Linked DNA regions of Homo sapiens: all the other regions are linked to region 2. A link is an interaction called in ENCODE POLR2A ChIA-PET data of the cell type or tissue named here. Cell type or tissue: GM12878. All regions are shown on one strand. Region 1 overlaps RBM6 (RNA binding motif protein 6). Region 2 holds the start of TRAIP (TRAF interacting protein). Region 3 overlaps BSN (bassoon presynaptic cytomatrix protein).

Region 1 (2,500 bases), 130 kb after region 2:
ACCTCGGCCTCCCAAAGTGCTGGGTTTACAGGCGTGAGCCACCATGCCTGGCCTTAAGAATGAGTTGATTGTTCTTAGTCTCAGTTGAGTACATTGTGTTATGTATAGAAAATGTTATATTTTCATTTTTAAAAATTATTATTATTATTTTGAGATGGGGTCTCACTTTGTCACCCAGGCTGGAGTGCAGTGGCACGGTCTTGGTTCACTGGCAACCTCCACCTCCCAGGTACAAGTGATTCTTCTGCATCAGCCTCCTGAATAGCGGGAATTACAGGCGCCTGCCACCAAGCCTAAGTAATTTTTGTATTTTTTTTTTTTAGTAGAGACGGGGTTTCACCATGTTAGCCAGGCTGATCTTAAACTCCTGACCTCAAGTGATCCATTCGTCTCAGACTCCCAAAGTGCTGGGATTACAGATGTGAGCCATTGCGCCCAGCCCATTTTAAAAAATTAAACTGGCCTGGTGCGGTGGCTCACGCGTGTGATCCCAGCACTTTGGGAGGCCGAGGCAAGCGGATCATGAGGTCAGGAGATTGAGACCATCCTGGCTAACATGGTGAAACCCCATCTGTACTAAAAAATACAAAAAATTAGCCGGGCATGGTGGCGGGCTCCTGTAGTCCCAGCTAATTGGGAGGCTGAGACAGGAGAATGGCATGAACCCGGGAGGCAGAGCTTGCAGTGAGCCGAGATAGCGCCAATGCACTCCAGCCTGGGCAACAGAGCAAGACTCCGTCTCAAAAAAAAAAAAAAACAAAACAAAAAAAAACCAAAACATTAAACCATACTCTCTAACTGTGAAGAAGTTGTGATTTATTCTTTAGTGTTACCTGCCATTCTTTTTGTCTCTTTCTCTCTCTTCTCTTCTCCTCTCTTCTCTTCTCTCTTCTTCCCTCCCTTCCCCTCCCCTCCCCTCCCCTTCTCTTTTCTTCTCTTCTCTTTTCTTTTCTTTCAGAGTTTTGCTCTGTTGCCCAGGATGGAGTGCATTGGCATGCTCACGGCTCACTGCAGTGTCAACCTCCCAGGTTCAAGCTGTCCTCCTACCTCACCCTCCCTAGTAGCTGGGACTATAGACATGCACCACCATGCCTAATTATTTTGTATTTTTTGTAGAGACGAGGTTTTGCCATGTTGCCCAGGCTGGTCTTGAACTCCTGAGCTCAAGTGAGCTACCTGCCTCAGCCTCCCAAAATGCTGTGATTACAGGTGTGAGCCTTATTTTATTATTTTTTTTTGGGACAGAGTCTCTCTCTGTCCTCCAGGCTGGAGTGCAGTGGCACGATCTTGGCTCACTGCAACCTCTGCTTCTCGGGTTCAAGCAATTCTCCTGCCTCAGCCTCCCAAGTAGCCTCCCAAAGTGCTGGGATTACAGGCATGAGCCACCATGCCAGGCCTCTGATGCATATATTTTTTAAAAATAGTATTTTCCACCTTACAGTGTATTTAAGAGTTTGTAAATTTCCTTTTTTGTTTTCTTTTTGGAACAGTGTTGCTCTGTTGCCCAGGCTGGAGTGCAGTGACATGATCTTGGCTCATTGCAACCTCCACCTCCCAGATTCAAGTGATTCTCCTGCCTCAGCTTCCCGAGTAGCTGGGATTACAGGTGCCCGCCACTACGCCCAGCTAAATTTTTTGTAATTTTAGTAGAGACAGGTTTCACCATGTTGGCCAGGCAGGTCTTGATCTCCTGACCTCAAGTGATCCGCCCACCTCGACCTCCCAAAGTCCTGGGATTACGGACATAAGATACTGTGCCTGGCTGAGTTTGTAAATTTCTTTCTTTCTTTTTTCTTTTTTTTTTGAGACAGAGTCTTACTCTGTCACCTGGGCTAGAATGCAATAATGCGATCTCTGCTCACTGCAACCTCTGCCTCCTGGGTTCAAACAATTCCCCTGCCTCAGCCTCCTGAGTAGCTGGGATTACAGCCGCCTGCCACTATGCCCAGCTAATTTTTGTATTTTTTGTAGAGATGGGGTTTTGCCGTGTAGGCCAGGCTGGTCTAGAACTCCTGACTTCAGGTGATCCACCCACCTTGGCCTCCCAAGCGTGGGGATTACAGGTATGAGCCACCACGCCCGGTCATCAAAGATAATGTTTTTAATGATCAGGAGCACTTTGAGATGTTTAGAACAATCTGAAACCTGATTTCCAAGCCATCTCAAAATATACTTTGGTAATCAAGACAGGGAAATGATGGTGTTATATCATTTGTGGGACTCAACTGATTTTGTTGAGTATTGATTTTGCTGTGGGATTCCTTGTTCTCTTGGTTGTGTTGGGCCTACTGCTTTTTAAAAAAGTATTTTGAGACAGGGTCTTACTCTGTTGCTCAGGCTGGAGTGTAGTGGCGCAGTCTCTTGTCTCTGCAACCTCAATCTCCTGGGCTCAAGGGATCCTCCCACCTCAGCCTCCCAAGTAGCTGGGACCACAGGTACCCACCATCACACCTGGCTAATTTTTGTATTTTTTGTAGACATGGGGGTCACTGTCTTGCCC
Region 2 (2,500 bases):
TGTAAAACACAAGGACACAGAAAAGTTTAAAGTAAAAGGATAGGCCCTAGCACTTTGAGAGGCCAAGGTGGGTGGATCACCTGAAGTCAGGAGTTCGAGACCAGCCTGGCCAACATGGAGAAACCCTGTCTATGAAAAACACAAAAATTAGCTGGGCGTGGTGGCGCACGCCTGTAATGTCAGCTACTTGGGAGGCTGAGGAAGGAGAATCACTTGAACTCAGGAGGTGGAGGTTGCAGTGAGCCGAGATCACGCCACTGCACTCCAGCCTACACGACAGGAGCGAGACTCCATCTCAAAAATAAAATAAAATAAAAATAAATAAATAAAGTAAAAGGATAGAAGAAAATAGAGTAGGCAAACAGAAAATAGAGTACGCTTAGAGGCGAGCTTAATTTCTAGTCTAACCAAACAGCAGTGGCTCCCTCAGCATGGGGCTCAGGCTGTCAGCAACACAGGCCTAAACAAAGCTTTGCAAGTAAGCCAGCAGCCATCAGTGTCATGCCTGCCTTTCTGCTTCCTAGGGCCTTTAGCCCCACAAGACCCTGTGATTATTATCACCCACCATTCCCAGGGGTAACGCTGCCTTATCTCTTTTGCTAGGAGGTCCAAACCGGCCTGTCCACATCTGCTAGGGGAATCTTTCCCCACTAGCTGTACACTCAACAGAATGGCCCTACACGGTCAGCAGGACCCCTGGATAGGGGAGCATCTCCTTGCCTTCCCCATGTTAAACGGGTTTGCTGACATGGCGAATACATTGGGGTGTCTGGACAGTGAGATGACTCTGGGTAGAATAATTCCAAACCATCAAGTAAGGCACAGCAAACTCTCTTGGGTAGCCAGAAGCCTAGCAGGTTTCTATCTGGAAGAAATAAAAGGACTTGTTGATGTGGTGAAAGCTCACCCTTGCCCAGGCTAACGGTTTTGAAATCACATCTGTTTGTATAGGTGATCAAGGAAGCATCTATCTTCACTGAGCCATCTTAGTCCCCCTCAGGCTTAGCTCAGCTATCACCTCTACCAGAAAGCCTGTCCTGACCCACTTCTGCCCAGGTTGGGAAGCTCCCGTGGGGCCTCGTCTAGGAGGAAGGTTCTCATCACTTGTCTGGATTCCGGGGTTGGACCGCCTGGAGGCCCAACACCTCAAGGCCCTGAAGCGGTACCCGGGCAAACACCGGGCCCCAACACTGCAGTCACTCACCACTGCAAGTGGAAGGTGTGGCCGCAGTGGATGGCGGCCACGTCGCGGGAGTGATCGAAGAAGTCGGAGCAGATAGTGCACAGAGCACGGATAGGCATGATGGCTGGACTCAAGGGGCCCAGGCAGCCAAAGAAACTGCTACAGGTCCGGCTTCGTAGACGCGCCCCCGCGCCTCCGCTTGCTTCAAATTTGGCTCCGCAGCACGACTTCCTGGAGCGGGCCGGAAGTGACAACACAAAACTTTGGGCGGAGCGTGAATACTTCGCCTGGATTGGACAAATTCTCGGATGGGCGGAACTATGGGCGGGGCTTAGCGGCCCCGAGGCCGTAGAGAATCCTGGGCGGAGCGCGGTCGCTCTCAGGCGTCCTCTGGGGAGACTCGACCTGCCACTTGAGAGCGCAGCATTATATCAAGGCGGGGAGCAGCGAGGCTGCCAGCTGGACCCTTTTCCAGGGCAAGGCAGCGCATTGTGGTCCCATGCCAGAGCTGGCGCGAGGCAGGCTGGGCCAAGGCAGAGAAAACCGCAGCCGCAAGGGAATAGAACAATGGTCCCGATGGGTCCCTTGGGCTCTGGACAGTGATGGACCATGCGCTATGGTCTGTAGTTCCCATAGACCACAATACCCTACCCTCTCAGTCCTCAGTTCCGGGCGATTCTAGAAAGATGGACACATAGGCCCCAGTCCCTCAGGTCACCCCAGGCCAACCTTGGCTTCATCCAAGTAAGATATGACTATCCTTGAGTTTGGAGACACTAGGGCCAGTACCCTGACTTTAGCTCTTAGCTCTCAGGAGGATCAGTTATGCTTGAGACTGTAGTAGGGTTGGAATTTTGGAGGCCCAGATGCTTCAAAGACTAGAGACTAACAAATCCTTTTTATTATTCCCACATCAGAGAAGTTATCTTTGAGGAGGTTATCTTTGAGGTCCTCCCAGAGAGCAGCATCCCTGGTGAGTTCACCCAGGCCCACCTGGGCTGGAGTAAGTCAACTTTTGGGTTTTTAGGCTTAGTATCTGTGGCAGTGTTACTCCCTCTACCCAGAAGAAACCCTGTGCATAGTCCCATAATATAAAGCTGATCTGCTCCAGCTGAAATAGACCCAGAGTGAGATTTCATTTGGGGCATAGGTGGAAAGCACAGGTGTTCACAGAAAGAAGGAATCAACACAGAGCAGCATAGAATCTTTGTGCATTGCTCACCCTACACCCTCTCCCTAGCTCAGGGAAGCTATCTTTGGCTATGAGCAGGGTCTGTCCTTGCGGTGGCTGGCCCAGGTAGATTCCAGCTCTATGCC
Region 3 (2,500 bases), 280 kb before region 2:
ATACACACGCATACTTTTTTGAAGAAAGATCATACTAAATGCATTGCTTTGCACCTTGCTTTTTTCACTGAACAATACGGGAGATACTTCTCCCCACCCTCCCACTTTTCAGAGAATTAGCTGTTTTGGTCCCAGATAACTTTTGTAAGAGACAAGGTGTTGTCTCTTACTGAATTAGAGTAACCGCTGGTGCCTTTTGGGGCTGTTGGGTACTCCTGTGTCCCAGGTGAATCTCCAAGTAAACCACTATATCTTCTGTTCTAGCTGGATTCCTACTTGCTCCATCTCTGAGGGCACTGTGAGCTGCAGCAGCATCCTGCTTGGGGAGGACAGTGGCCTTGTCACCTAGGTTCTGCCTTTGGATTCCAGGGAGCTTCCAGGCTCTTGTCTCCCTTTCTGGCCAGGGCTGTCTCTTGAATGCAGGAATATCTGGGAAATTCCCTGTTTCTTCCTTGGTAAGAGGTGTGAATTCACTTTTCTTTTTTTTTCTTTTTTCTTTTTTCTTTTTTTTTTTGAGACAGAGTCTTGCTCTGTCACTCAGGCTGGAATGCAGTGGCACGATCTCAGCTCACTGCAACCTCCATCTCCTGGGTTAAAGTGATTCTTCTGCCTCAGCCTCCCAAGTAGCTAGGATTACAGGCACCCACCATGATGCTCGGCTAATTTTTTGAAATTTTAGTAGAGATGGGGTTTCACCATGTTGGCCAGGCTGGTCTTGAACTCCTGGCCTCAGGTGATTCACCCACCTCAGCCTCCCAAAGTGCTGGGATTACAGGCGTGAGCCACTGAGCATGGCCTCACTTTCTTTATTCATACCCTCATATCTGGGCAGTCTGCCTTGCTCAGGCTCATACTCATCTGAGCAGAAGACTGCTTTCAGAGGTTCCCTGGGAGCAGGGCCATTGCAGCATGAGTAGTCATTTGCAGCCAGCATCCTGCCTTTCTTCTTGATGCCAGATGGTGCCCTACATTGGTATATGCTGCCTGTGTCCCTTCAGAGACTCAACCCCAATCCGGAAGGAGGGTGGTTCCCATCTCTCTGGAACTCTTCTCCAAAGGTTTTGGTGTTTGGAATTTGAAATTTTTTTCTAGTGCAGTCCATCTCCACCTTGGGTCAGACCTCCTTTCCAGGGCACGATAGTGCTTGGAGTCATTCATTTATTCAACAAATATGTATTGAGCACCTGTTACATGCCAAACACTGTTCTAGGCAGTACTTAATGTTGGCTACTAATTATGTCCTGCTCCCGAATTTCTTCGCTATCTTGCTTGTTTCCCTATGGCTTGTGAGAGGCTTCTGCCTCTAAATTTACCCCAGGAATATGAATTTTGAATTTCTAGGCAATCAAATTACAAGAGTTTGTTCCTGGGTTTTAACTCAAATTCTACCCTACTGGGAACATTTTTTATCTTCTATGAAATGGCAAACAGCTAGGAGACATGTTTCCTAGGAACTGGCCTTCTTGGTGCATTTCAGAGGAAGCACTTCATTTCAGAGGGTTGAGATTGTGAGAGCAGGGCTTGGAGGCCAGGAGTTCCCAGGCCAGGTCCTAGCCTTGCTGCCTGTTTTTCTGTTGACCTTCAGCTGCTTTGTTTCTTTTTTCTTTTCTTTTCTTTCTTTTTTTTTTTTTGTGAGACAGAGTCTCGCACTGTCGCCCAGGCTGGAGCTCAGTGGCATGATCATGGCTTACTGCAACCTCCACCTCCCAGGTTAAAGCGATTCTCCTGCCTCGGCCTCCCAAGTAGCTGGGATTACAGGCATGCACCACCATGCCTGGCTAATTTTTGTATTTTTAGTAGAGATGGGGTTTTACCATGTTGCCCAGGCTGGTCTCAAACTCCTCACCTCAAGTAATCCACCCGCCTCGGCCTCCCAAAGTGGTGGAATTACAGGCATGAGCCAACGCGTCAGCTTGCTTTGTTTCTTTAATCTTTAGTTTTCTTGGAAAAAATGGAAATGATAAGAATACCCACCTGTGTGGTTGTTAGGCAGGTATTATGTAAAGGAAGAGCCTGCTACATAGAGTGAGCTGAGAACTGCTGGGGGTAGCGGGGTTACTGTCCTGATTCCCAGCAGTGAAAGGCATTTAAATCATTACAGGTTTCACACCTAAGTTTTCTTTTTTCATTTTAAACATCACTTGTTATTTTCTAATTTTGTGGATGCTTAATACATTAGCACACTAATACATGCTTACAATTTAGAAACGAATATTGCATATTTGGGGGCTGTAGGCTCGGCTATCCTTTTCTTAAAGACAGGACCGTCCTTGTTGCCCACCTAGGATGGTCTCAAACTCCTGCCCTCAATGCTGCCACAGCCTCCCAAGTAACTGGGATTATAGGCACAAGCCACTGTGCCTGGCTAGTTACTCTTTTAAAAATATCTTTCTGAGATATAATTCACTTACCATAGAATTCACTCATTTTAACTGTGCCATCCAATGGTTTTTAGTGCACTTAGAGTTCTACAACCAAAGCTACAGTTTTTTTTTTTTTA

The links. Peaks named below come from ENCODE experiments on the same cell type or tissue, not always from the same donor. Only the 100,000 strongest peaks of a DNase experiment are listed, where the experiment ranks them.
Region 1: POLR2A ChIA-PET joins it to region 2 with 5 read pairs; 2 of 35 experiments call an interaction of 5 or more read pairs at or near these places.
Region 3: POLR2A ChIA-PET joins it to region 2 with 6 read pairs; 3 of 35 experiments call an interaction of 5 or more read pairs at or near these places.

What each region holds. Positions count from the first base shown.
Region 1 is chr3:49,985,853-49,988,352 of GRCh38, forward strand. The region is part of intron 5 of RBM6 (RNA binding motif protein 6); the gene reads left to right. Among named protein-coding and RNA genes, the nearest start is that of RBM6, 47 kb to the left of the region's middle. In GM12878, no CTCF peak of the experiment used is centred here; no DNase peak of the experiment used is centred here.
Region 2 is chr3:49,855,152-49,857,651 of GRCh38, forward strand. It overlaps TRAIP (TRAF interacting protein), which reads right to left and starts at 1,413. Exons shown (of 15, transcript NM_005879.3): 1 at 1,205-1,413. The coding sequence starts at 1,302. In GM12878, a CTCF peak has its summit at 1,589; a DNase peak (open chromatin) is centred at 1,470; H3K4me3 peaks cover 1,573 bases; H3K27ac peaks cover 732 bases.
Region 3 is chr3:49,575,925-49,578,424 of GRCh38, forward strand. All of the region lies in intron 1 of BSN (bassoon presynaptic cytomatrix protein), which reads left to right. Among named protein-coding and RNA genes, the nearest start is that of BSN, 23 kb to the left of the region's middle. In GM12878, no CTCF peak of the experiment used is centred here; no DNase peak of the experiment used is centred here; H3K27me3 peaks cover 259 bases.